Regions from separate parts of the Homo sapiens genome. Here region 2 is linked to region 1. A link is a contact called in ENCODE Hi-C or POLR2A ChIA-PET data. All regions are on one chromosome and are shown on one strand. Each heading gives the region's core, a stretch centred on a gene start or an enhancer-like site at or near the end of the contact. The rest is flanking DNA. Distances are from core to core; before and after follow the strand shown.

Region 1 (5,682 bases), core at 2,212-4,711:
AAGTGCTGGGATTGCAGGTATGAGCCACTGTACCTACCCTAAAGTAATTTCTTTTTGGGAGAGCTTCAGAGCCCTCTTTTTTATGATTTGCTTCTTCCTCTGAATAAAAACCAAGCTTTGGGTGCTTGGCATGGGGTAGTAGCCTCTGGTCTTCTTATTTTGCTTCTTCTGTGTGGAGCCTCAGTCCTGTGAGTGAGCTGGAGGGTGATAATTGGGGCCCTAGTGTTCCTGGCCTGCCACATCTGCTGTAGAGCCACCGCTCTATGTGTGGGGTTGTGGGTGGTAGAAAGGAGCTCCCAACAGCTGGGCCATACTTACCAGGAATTTAGCCTTTCCAACCTGGAATTGGAGAGGATGAGAAACACTGGTGTCCTGCCCTTTCCTGCGAGATTGCATATCCCTTAACAAGCGAGTAGAGGGAAAGGGAGCCTCACCTTTTGACCAGTCCCACTCAGAGTGAAACCTTCCTCAAATTGAGCTGGAGTGGGGAGGAAGCTAGTGTGTCATGGCTCAAGTGCCACAACCTCACTATTCTTACCAAGATTTAGTAGATTTTCTTGAATAGATTTATTTTCTGTATACCCTTAGAACAATTTCTGGGAACTTTAATTTTTTAAAAATGATTTTTATCAGTTACGATCATTTCACTGGAAAATGAGTCCTCAGGGGTCCTCATGTTGCTGGGAATGGAATCTATAGCTACTTCTTTGCAATCTAAAAATGCTCTTAAATGTGAAAAACAACATTTTAGATTTTAGCTGTGTTTTGGAAAGTTGACGTAGATATAAAATCCTGACAATGAATGAAGAGGTTGTGGTTAAGGTCCCAGTAGGGAAGACATGGCCCACTCAAAAGGTCAACTATAGAGGATAGTTTAAAAAATGTGTGAGTAACGTTAAAGCAAACCACCAAAGGATGGTGACAGGGAACAGCACAGCAGGAACTGGCATCACTCCCTGCATGGTCTGAAGGAAGGCAGAGAGTGGTTACCAGAAATTAGTACAACCTGTAGTTCTCTGGCAAGAGAGATTCCACCCGATAGGAGAAGTGGCCTAGTGCCAGGATTACAGTCACTGTATAATAGAGCCTGGGAGAGAGGGAGAGGGAGTGGGAGGAGGCTAGAGTGGGAAGAAATTTGCTTTCAGAGGTGTTCACTCCTCTCACTCTGTGATCTCCTGCCAATGACTCTCATTGGCTAAACTTAATAAAAGCCAGAGGACAAGTGAGCTGGAGTGATATGGTCCACAGAGCGCAGCCTCCCAGGGAACAGAAAGGGGCAAAGTGGAGAGTAGATCTACAGTACAAATACAAAACACCCAGCCCAATGGGCTTCCCTGCATGGCATTGACAGCGCTATAAACTTCAATGCTCTGCTCAATAGATACTTGCAGAGAACAGTGGGAAGAAGAGACTGATGGAATGGCATTGATCTGCTTATTGTCTCACATCTCCCAACATGCATCTTCATCAGAGTCCATAGTTCTCAGGTTCTTTAGGAATCGCATCTTCAGTGCATTAAGAAACTCAAAAGCAACTTTCAATGCTGTTTTAAGCCAAGGAAGTGGATGCAAAGATGTTAGCAAGGTTGATAGTGCTCTAGGAAACTGGTAGGGAAGAAGCTTTCTCTTTAAGTTATACGATGAATAGAGGGAATCTGCCTTTGTTTTGTGGATCATATCAGCTGTCAAATATGTGGTCTAACAATTGCATGCATTTAGAAGGCAGAGAAAAAATAAAATTTGCAAATGATCTCATTACACTTAGTGACAGAGGAATAATATTCTGCAATAAATCACCCAATACCTCACCATTGGTGATACTCAAATGCTTGAATAACAGCTCATAAAATAAGCTGGAATAACTAACTCATGCTGATGTATAAGCTGGTGAATAGGTAGGTCACTGCCTTCAGGTTCTCTCTTCCGTAAGTTTGGAGAGCAACCCCTTGGCTGGAGGAAATGATCAGGAATGACAGCATCATCAGGTTGGTGTGATTTTGTGCAGGCATTTGCTAGAGTTCTGCCAGAAATTTCCCTGATGCTCAGTGCTCCCACTTCCCCTCCTTACTATTTGTAGCTTATTTTTTCCTTAACTATTTTTGCTGTTTACTCTCCCTCGGGCTTCTACTCTGTGCCTCTAAAGACTCAACAAGGATGCTGTTAGCTGCTTTCTCCTCCCAATGACCCATAAAATCTTATCCTGGTGTCTGGTGATACTTCCCTGGCAATTATTCATTCACCAACACCACCTTCCACCTTGTGCAGGAAGGCCCCTTCTTGGCAAACGAAACTCCCACTTAGCACTTTACGGCTCAAAGTAGAGCTGCTGCCCCTCACCCTGTGCCTCCAGCCCCATCCAGTGGAATGTTTTCATGCTCACAGCAGTTTTAAGTAAGGCACAGCTTTTCTTGTCCCAGAAGGGTAGAAACGGGGATGGGTTAGAGGGATGTATTAAGCACAATTGCAATAAGGGCTTTGGAGCCTTCAGGTCCCAGGCAGGAGATCATATTTTAATACCCATGGCTAAAACTGAGCTATAAAACTTGGAGAAGATTGTAAATGCTTTGTTTTACAACACACATAACAAATAACAGCCTGACCCTTGTTAAAAAAAAAAATTCTGACAGTTGTTAAAACAGTAAGGAAGATTTTATTCAGGACTATTGCAATAGGTATCAAGACTATTGCAGTAGGGGAGAGACATTGGGTTCAACTCTGAATATAGCAAAGCCGTGGGGCATTTATATCCAATGAACAGAGTGAGGGGGTCCGTGAATGGAAAATTACTAAGAGGAGACAACGAAGATAGGGAAATTCTTCTAAAGAGACTAACAGAATTCTTGCTGAAGGCAGGCCAGGGTGATTAGATATCAAGGATAGGGGATTTTTGCTAGACTGACTTAGCAGAATTCTTGCTAAAACTGGACTAGGCAGGCCAAAGACAAGGCCCAAAGATGAGGCCTATTTGAGAAGAGGGCACAAAGAACCTGGTCTAAAGTTTGTTTACAGAGACAGTCTTTGTTGTTATCCTCTATGGTGTTAACTTGCTAAGCTTAACTTAGGTTTTCCAGCCCTGTCCCTATGTCAATGACTAAGCTTACCCCAAACACAAGTACACACAGTCTTCATTAATAGAAAGTAACCACTAAAAGAGAACAAAACAAATAAACCCACCTCCTACTGATTAAGCAAGCTAACTTGTAGAAACTTCTAGTTTTAACCAGCTCCCTCTCCCTCCTTTTCCTCCTTGCTTTGCTGAAAGTAAGTGCATTATTGCATTGTAAGCTGTGGGATTCTGCTGTGTATACTGTGTGATGTCAAAATATTTGTTCTAGGGTTCAAAGTGATACAAGTAAAATCTTTGGAGATGTGTGCTAGGTGACACAGAAAGCAAACCAGAGATTTCCTTGCAAATACAAACTCAGTGGCCTAGTGTGACTAAGACTTCCCATGCCTGGTTTGGAGTTAAGCCAAACCATGCTTAACACAAAAAGGAGGAACTCCTAAACTCATGTACTGCTCAGTCATTCCCCAAGTAACAGTCTTCACTAATCAGAGGGGTCTTGGTTTCAGCAGGAAGAGATAAGCATGTACGTGTATGGGTGTAAGCTGCTTTTCCCTGAGTTGCCGTTCTGAAGCCATAATGCACATAAAGAAAATAATTTAAATGGCAAAAAGTTTTAAATGGCAAAACTTGTATAGACAAAATAATCTACATTTGAGTATTTGACTTTTTAGCTAAGTAGATGCATTTATAGAAAATGAAAGAAAGGAAAAAGGAAATTATTGGGGCCTAGGGCATGATACCCCAAAATATAGCACCTTGACAATTGAGAAAGCCACAGAAGCAAGAAGGTCACTCTGAGCTTCTCCCATTTTTCTCCCCTAAAACATGGCCATAAATAAATTCTCGGCCAGGCGCGGTGTTTCATGCCTGTAATCCCAGCACTTTGGGAGGCTGAGGCAGGTGGATCATGAGGTCACGAGTTTGAGACCAGACTGGCCAATATGGTGAAACCCTGTCTCTACTAAAAACACACAGATTAGCTGGGCGTGGTGGCACGAGCCTGTAGTCCCAGCTACTTGGGAGGCTGAGGCAGGAGAATTGCTTGAACCCAGGAGGTGGAGGTTTCAGTGAGTCGAGATAGCACCACTGCACTCCACCCTGGGCGACAGAGCAAGACTCCATCTCAAAAAAAAAAAAAAAAAAAAAAAAAAGAAAAGAAAAGAAAACAAAAGAAAAGGAGTTCTCTGAACTCTCTTGCTAAGTTCCCCTCAGTTTATTACCACTGGGTCATACTCCCTTTTTGTCCAGTTGTAGTTCTACATGACTGCCCGTTCTTCATAGAACCTAAGCCAAAAAAAAAAAAAAAAAAAAAAAGACAAGAAAAAGAAAAAAAAAATCACAATTTTCCCCTGGTTTGAGGGTATTCATTTCTGAAGGCTCCCATGTCATGTAAAACTCTAGTTAAACAATTTTGTTATGATTTTCTCTTGTTAATCTGTCTTTTGTTATGGGGTGTCAGCCACGAACCTTGTCATCAGTGAGAAAAAGATAATACCTTTTCTCCCCTTCAGAATACGTTTCAACAAACCCAGCTTAATATTTTAGCAAAAATAATATGAATTTTATTTGGAGTATGTTGGGATGATGAAAATATTTATCCTAAATTATTTTAAAAAACTAACTTCTAAGAGAGTCTACTGAGGGATTCTGGAGAAATATTCTAGACCTTCATAGATTCAGAAATTATCTGACTTGGAAGGAGCTACATATATAATCTAATCTACCTCCCTCATTTTCAAATGAACAATTAGAAAGTCAAGGGAAATATTCTAAATGAGTTTTCAATAAGAAGTACCAGTCATACAGGCATTTTTTAATGCTCTGAAAATTCTGATGCCAATATTAATATTCAATATAACATTGTATACTGCAGTGATTTTTACTAGCAAAACTGAAAAGAGCTTAGTCTAGGAAAAATGCTTATTTTGGCACAAAAAGACCAGAAAAGTAGTACAGCAAAGGATGGATTCTAGGAGACTTAAGATTAAGGTCCCCACAAGGAATTTCATCAAGAACCACCTTACTCTAAATCTTTGAATTAATGATAAAAATAGCTCTTCTAAGCATCAGAAAAGGAGTACTAAACCACCCCCTTTTGCCTTAGATTGATCTCAGGGCACGTTTCTCTTTGGCGATAAATCAAATATGGAATATGGTAAAAATTACAGGGGTTGGTGATGCCTGTGGAAATGTTACATTTTGGTCATAATTTTTTATTCTAAATAATGGTTTATGATATTCCATTGAGACTTCTGTGCCCTATGAGTGAGGATAAGCCCCACACTGGAGTTTGTATACAACAATGAGATTTAGGATAGCTCTTTGTAAACAGGCTGGGAAAGAGGCTTATCTATGAATTGCTTTAGATTGAAAGAAAAAAGAAAAGTGCTGGGGTCTCACCCCTAATTCTTCAGCTTTGTTCTTCAGTGGATGTGAACTTAACCCAAGGCAGTGAAGCAGCAGATGTGATAGAGCACCTAAGAAAACAGGAAGCCCTGAGAGGCTGGGAGCTGATGAGCACATATTTGTCTTTCAGGAGAGTTTGGGGTAAATAAAAAGCCCTGGGCTTCAGGGGCATCTCCACCTCCTCTTCTGGTTGCCTTAGAGTGGCTGGGG
Region 2 (5,409 bases), core at 530-3,029, 50 kb before region 1:
GACTCAATTGATGTGGCCAGGATTCATCACTTCTCCTAAGCTGCTTCTCCTCTATGGTTTGACTTAGGCAGGCTCTTGCCATGTGTTAGCAAGATGGCCCCAGAAGAAAGATCCTCTTTCATAAAAGTTCCAAAAATGGAGTTGATTAGCATTCATGGAAAGTTTAATATGTACCAAGCATGGTTTTAAGCACTTTGCCTTTATCGTCTTACCTAAACTGTCTCACCATCCTATGGCTAGAAATTATTTTCCCAATTTCCTACCCAAGAAACTGGAGCCATCAAAGAGCAGATAACTTGCCAAGTTCTTACACCTGGTAATTAGTGAAGCTAGGATTTGAACCCAGGTAGTCTTCTGCTTAACTACTATACTGTATTTGAATCTACTCATATTGGGTTGGTTTGGATTATATGCCCATCCCTGGGCCAATTACTGTGGCCATGGCTGGGATGCTCTGACTGGCCAGGCTTGGATCGCTGTTTACTCGTACACTGAACATAGGTTCAATTCTACCCAAAACAAGTGGACTGAGAGTGGAGGAGACATGTGTTTTCCCGAAGGGAAACCAGAAGGGAAAACAGATTCTGTGCAGAACAAATCATGTGATGTCCACTACACTGTCCATTGTTTCACATGTGTTGGTTTCCTCTAATAAGAGAAACATATAACCCAACATTGGGTACACATTAGATGTTGAATGATTGATTCATTGATGAACTATTCTTTTAGAGAGACGGATTTTGAGGTTAAGTAAATGTTCTTTGTTTTTTTTGATATGGGGTCTTAAGGCTCTGTTACCCAGGCTGGGGTGCAGTGGTGCCATCTTAACTCACTGTAGCCTTGACCTCCTGGGCTCAAGTGATCCTCATGCCTCAGCCTCCTGAGTAACTGGGACTACAAGTGCGGGCCACCACATCTGGCTAATGGTTTTTTGTTTTGTTTTGTTTTGTTTTGTTTTTGTAGAGATGGGGTCTTGCTATGTTGAACTCCTGGCCTGAAGCGATTCTCCTGCTTTGGCCTCCCAAAGTGCTGGGGTTACAGGCATGGCTACCATGCTCATCAAGTGGCTCTTGTTGAACTTGTAATATGTTATGCTTCTGGCAAAAGAACTGGAGATAAAAAGTGTTAAGTCACCATTGATTTCACAGTGGATCATTTTAGGGACCATGAGCTTGTTGCCCAGAATTCTGTAGGAACATTTCAAATGCCATATTTGTACATATCTAAGTGACTATCTTAGTATGCAATATGAGGTTTTCTAAAATGTCTATAAGCAAGCCAATATAGTGAACAATAACCTCACTATGTTTCATTTAAGAAATTCATGGGAAAAGACCTATGGAAGGTGAAGGGAGGAATTGTCGGGCTGTCAGGGGAAAGAGTGAAGAACTGTGGAATGAGCTCCCTGCCTGGGGCCAGGAGGAGGGCTGGGTAGTACAAGCTGGGATGGAGTGAGGGGGAGACTCAACAGTAGCCTAATACTGAAGTGGAACTTCATGTTCTGAAAGCAAGTTGGCTGTGTGACTTGGTTTAGTCACTGGCTGCCAGAAGAACCATGATGAGTAATAGAGGTGGAAATATGACACACTGGCAGATGGAGGCCGACAGGAATGCCACCACTCCATTCACTCATGTTCCATCCAGCAAATGAAGTATCACGAGCACACGCCAGAGGAACCAAATTCTCTAGGGTGAGTCAGGTATAGCTTTTTGAAGAGGTGACCTTTAAACTGAGACTAAAGACAAGTAGGATTTTACTAAATGAATAGGATTTTACTGAATCCAGGAATTGGAAGGAAAAGAAAACAGTTCTCTATTCATGCTAGTTAACTAATCAATTCAATATGTATTAACTGAGCACGCTACATGCTAGGCACTCTTCTAAGTGCAGGGGAGACAGCAGTGAAGAAAGCAGACAAAGTCTCTGAACTCCTGTGTCTTCTATTCAAATGGGGAAGATGAACAATGAACAGATAACACAAATAGAAGGTATGTCAAATGAAAATAAGTACAATGTTGAAAAATAAATCAGATTAAGTAAGGAAAGTAGGGAGTGCTTGGGAAAGATAGTGTTATTTTGTGCAAGGTGGTTGGAGAAGTTCTCTCAGAAGGTGATGGTTGAGCAGAGACCCAAAGGAGGTGAGAGAGTGAACCATGAGCCTATCCTAGGGAAGAGTATTCCAGGCAGAGGGAGCAGCTGGAGGAAAGATCCAGAGGTGGGACATGATGGTGTTTGAGAAACACACCCGTGGGAGCAGAGTGAGAGGAGGGAGAGTGGTGGTGGTACAATAAGTACTTTTAATGGGAAAAGAAGTGGGGGCCAGAGGATGCATGGTCCTAGACACGACCTGAATGCCTTTGGCTTTCATTTTGAATGAGATGAGAAGCCAGTGGAAGATTTTGAGCAGGTAGGCTACAGACGTGACCTGTCTTATATTAAAATATAAAGGATTGCTTTGCTTGCCATGTTGAAAATTTACTATAGAGGGGCAGGGATGGAAGCTGGGAGACAGTTTGGAGGCTAGAGCAGTAACCCAGGAAACGAGCATGGTGGCTTGGGTCATGGTGGTGGCAGTGAGTTGGTGAGAGGTGATGAGATCCTGGTTGTATTTTGAAGGCAGAGCCAGCTGGACTTGCTGAAACAAGCTGTAAGAGAAAGAGAAAGGAGTCAAGAGTGGCTCCAAGACTGACTTGAAGAAATGGAAGGAAGACCATTGTCATTTGCTGAAGTGGGAAAGGCTGTGGGAAGAACAGGTTTGAGAGGGAAGATCAAATCAATTTTGAACATGTAATTTCAAGACGCCTGTTAGACACCCAAGTGATTGGTTTCTGGACTGCCTGCCTTCTAGTTGTGGATTTTGGGAAGATGAAAACAGTGCTTCTGATCATCTCTGACTCTAGCACTTAAGAAACTGACATACATTAGGAACTTAACAAATTTTGTTCAGGGCTTGTATGAATGAATAATGGGAGATAAGATTGGAAAGGAAACATAGTGCCAGAACATGAGGGGCCTTTATTGGATGGGGAATGAGGGGCATTGAGGTTTTCCAGTAAGGCAGTAACATGGTCAGTGCTGAGACACAGGAAGACAGGGGAAGACTTACCTGGTAGGTGTCCCATCCTGCCACCAGCCCATTCAGAAACCTGCCACCACCAAAGAGCTGCACTCTCAGAACCTTCCTTTCAGTCCCAAACTTTCTTTTATTTTCTTTTATTTTTTATTTTTTTTGAGACGGAGTTTTGCTCTTGTTGCCCAGGCTGGAGTGCAGTGGTGCTATCCCGGCTCACGGCAACCTCTGCCTCCTGGGTTCAAGCAATTCTCCTGCCTCAGCCTCCTGGGTAGCTGGGATTACAGACATGCACCTCCACACCCAGCTAATTTTGTATTTTTAGTAGAGAAGGGGTTTCTCCATGTTGGTCAGGCTGGTCTCGAACTCCTGACCTCAGGTTATCCGCCCACCTCGGCCTCCCAAAGTGTTGGGATTACAGACGTGAGACACCGTGCCCGGCCTGCTCCTGAATTTTCTATTGTTTTGACTGGCAGAAGCCTGACAACACACTTATAGCTCTATAGCCCTTTGGACTAGGTGTTCAGACCAGGGTTTCCCTGAACTTGAGTCTTGACTTCCTTTAGCAGATAAGTTTATTGCAGCTGTACCCAAGTTGCAGCCCTGTGGAATCCAAGCCTTGTTTCTGGCTGCTTAGCCAGGCCGCTGCTTGACCTGAGGGGCATCCAGATGTGTGGATGTGTGGAGGGACAGGACAGGAAGGAGAAGGGAGGGAGGGAGAGGCCAGCTGCTGAGGTCACAGGGCCACAGACCCTGCCGGGCTGGCAGGAATGTCCAGAAGAGAGTACAGACTTCTTACAGAAGGAAGGAAGGAAAGCAGGTATACTGACATTGATTTGTTCCATTTATTTTGAGTATTACACATGATCATAAACTTTTATCACATGATAAATTTTGCACTGAACATTATTTCAGTTGATTCTTTATGAGCTCTAAACCCTTTACAATTTTTCTTCACGTGGACTTTTCTTCCCAGTAGGATTCTCACAGATAATTTTTCACAATCAGCTCTTTTTCATTTGCTCTGTGTGATGTTATCTTGAATAATGAATAGCCACACAGACTCAAGGAAAGTACATTTTGAAGATAATATTTCATTTTTTCTTTGCTTGTAAAAAAAAAAAAAACAAACAAACCTCACAAAACAAAAAACCCTAAACCTATAACCTTGTTTGGTAGTAAAAATAATTTGAAGACAATAGTTTATGTCACCCAGTAGAGAGATTGCTTTACACTTTTCTTAATACAGTATTCATTCATTTGTCATTTATTTCAATTTTTGTCTTTGTGGTTATTTTTACCCTTCCTCTTTTCAGTTTCACCTCAACTCTTGGCAGCTTGGTCAATCAGCAAAAAAGTCTGCAGGTGGGATCGGTGGGCAGTAGGTCTTAAGAAATCCACACAGGGTTGATAATGCTTTAGAAATAATCTAGAGCTGGCCGGGCACAGTGGCTCACACCTGTGATCCCAGCACTTTGGGAGGCCGAGGCAGGTGGATCACCTGAGGTCAGGAGTTCGAGACCAGCCTGACCAACGTTGTGAAACCCTGTCTCTACTAAAAATATGAAAATTAGCTGGGTATGGTGGCAGGTGCCTGTAATCCCAGCTACTCAGGAGGCTGAGGTAGGAGAATTGCTTGAACCTGGGAGGCGGTGGTTGCAGTGAGCTGAGACCACACCACTGCACTCTAGCCTGGATGACAGAGTGAGACTCCATTTTTTTTTTTAAAGAAATAATCTAGAGCAGAGCCATGCTCTGCTGTGCACAGTGGTCTCCATGAGGGACCCTCAGAGTTCCTGATTCAGTCTGGGTCTCGAGGTCTGGACATCTGCATTTTAAGACCCTCTGATGTAATTATTCCGTATACCTGTGTCTGAGAACTACAAAGCTCAGATTTTATTTTAATTTATTTTTTTGTATCAGACCTTGCTTGGTTTCCAACTATTTCATTTTTTCTCTCTCCACAGCTGATGTTATTATTTTATTGCCTTCATCTGGCCTAGCACTTTTAACTGTAGTTTTAACCCTCTGTGTGTGTGTGGGGGGTATGTGAATGTGTGTGTGTGTCTAGGATTAATCCTGGCCTAAAAGTAGAGATTTGGGTGCAGGCGATATTAAATATATTGAACAATGGGTAGGTGGTGGCAGCCTAGGGTAGAGGTTGCAGTTGCAACACAGAACCACGTGGGGCAACTCCAGGGAAAGGCTGATGGGCAGCCACAACTTGGGGTGGTGATGGCGGACAGAGAGCTGGTCAGCATTTGCCCACAGGGAGGCCAGTGCACCCTGTGTACTGAGTTGAAGTACTGGGAAGGGACTGTTGGCTATTAGACAGTGG

The links. A loop is a pair of places that touch in the nucleus more often than their neighbours do. ChIA-PET counts read pairs that join two places held with the same protein, here RNA polymerase II (POLR2A). Pooled maps may share reads with other maps.
Region 2: a map of CD14-positive monocyte shows a loop between it and region 1 (2.3-fold over the local background). The contact joins the promoter of LINC00607 here to the enhancer-like site in region 1. A Hi-C loop is called at or near these places in 4 of 168 maps with a recorded cell type or tissue (CD14-positive monocyte, Caco-2, breast epithelium and 1 more) and 2 of 50 pooled maps. POLR2A ChIA-PET finds 5 or more read pairs at or near these places in 4 of 52 experiments (A673, GM12878, HepG2 and 1 more).

What each region holds. Positions count from the first base shown.
Region 1 is chr2:215,791,695-215,797,376 of GRCh38, reverse strand. All of the region lies in intron 1 of LINC00607 (long intergenic non-protein coding RNA 607), which reads left to right. Among named protein-coding and RNA genes, the nearest start is that of LINC00607, 49 kb to the left of the region's middle. Within about 2 kb of position 3,461, at least 8 of the 41 ENCODE cell types and tissues checked have a DNase peak (open chromatin) inside an H3K27ac peak, as active enhancers do; they include A673, CD14-positive monocyte and endothelial cell of umbilical vein, where a contact is called at or near this core.
Region 2 is chr2:215,839,906-215,845,314 of GRCh38, reverse strand. It overlaps LINC00607 (long intergenic non-protein coding RNA 607), which reads left to right and starts at 1,779. Exons shown (of 10, transcript NR_037195.1): 1 at 1,779-1,989.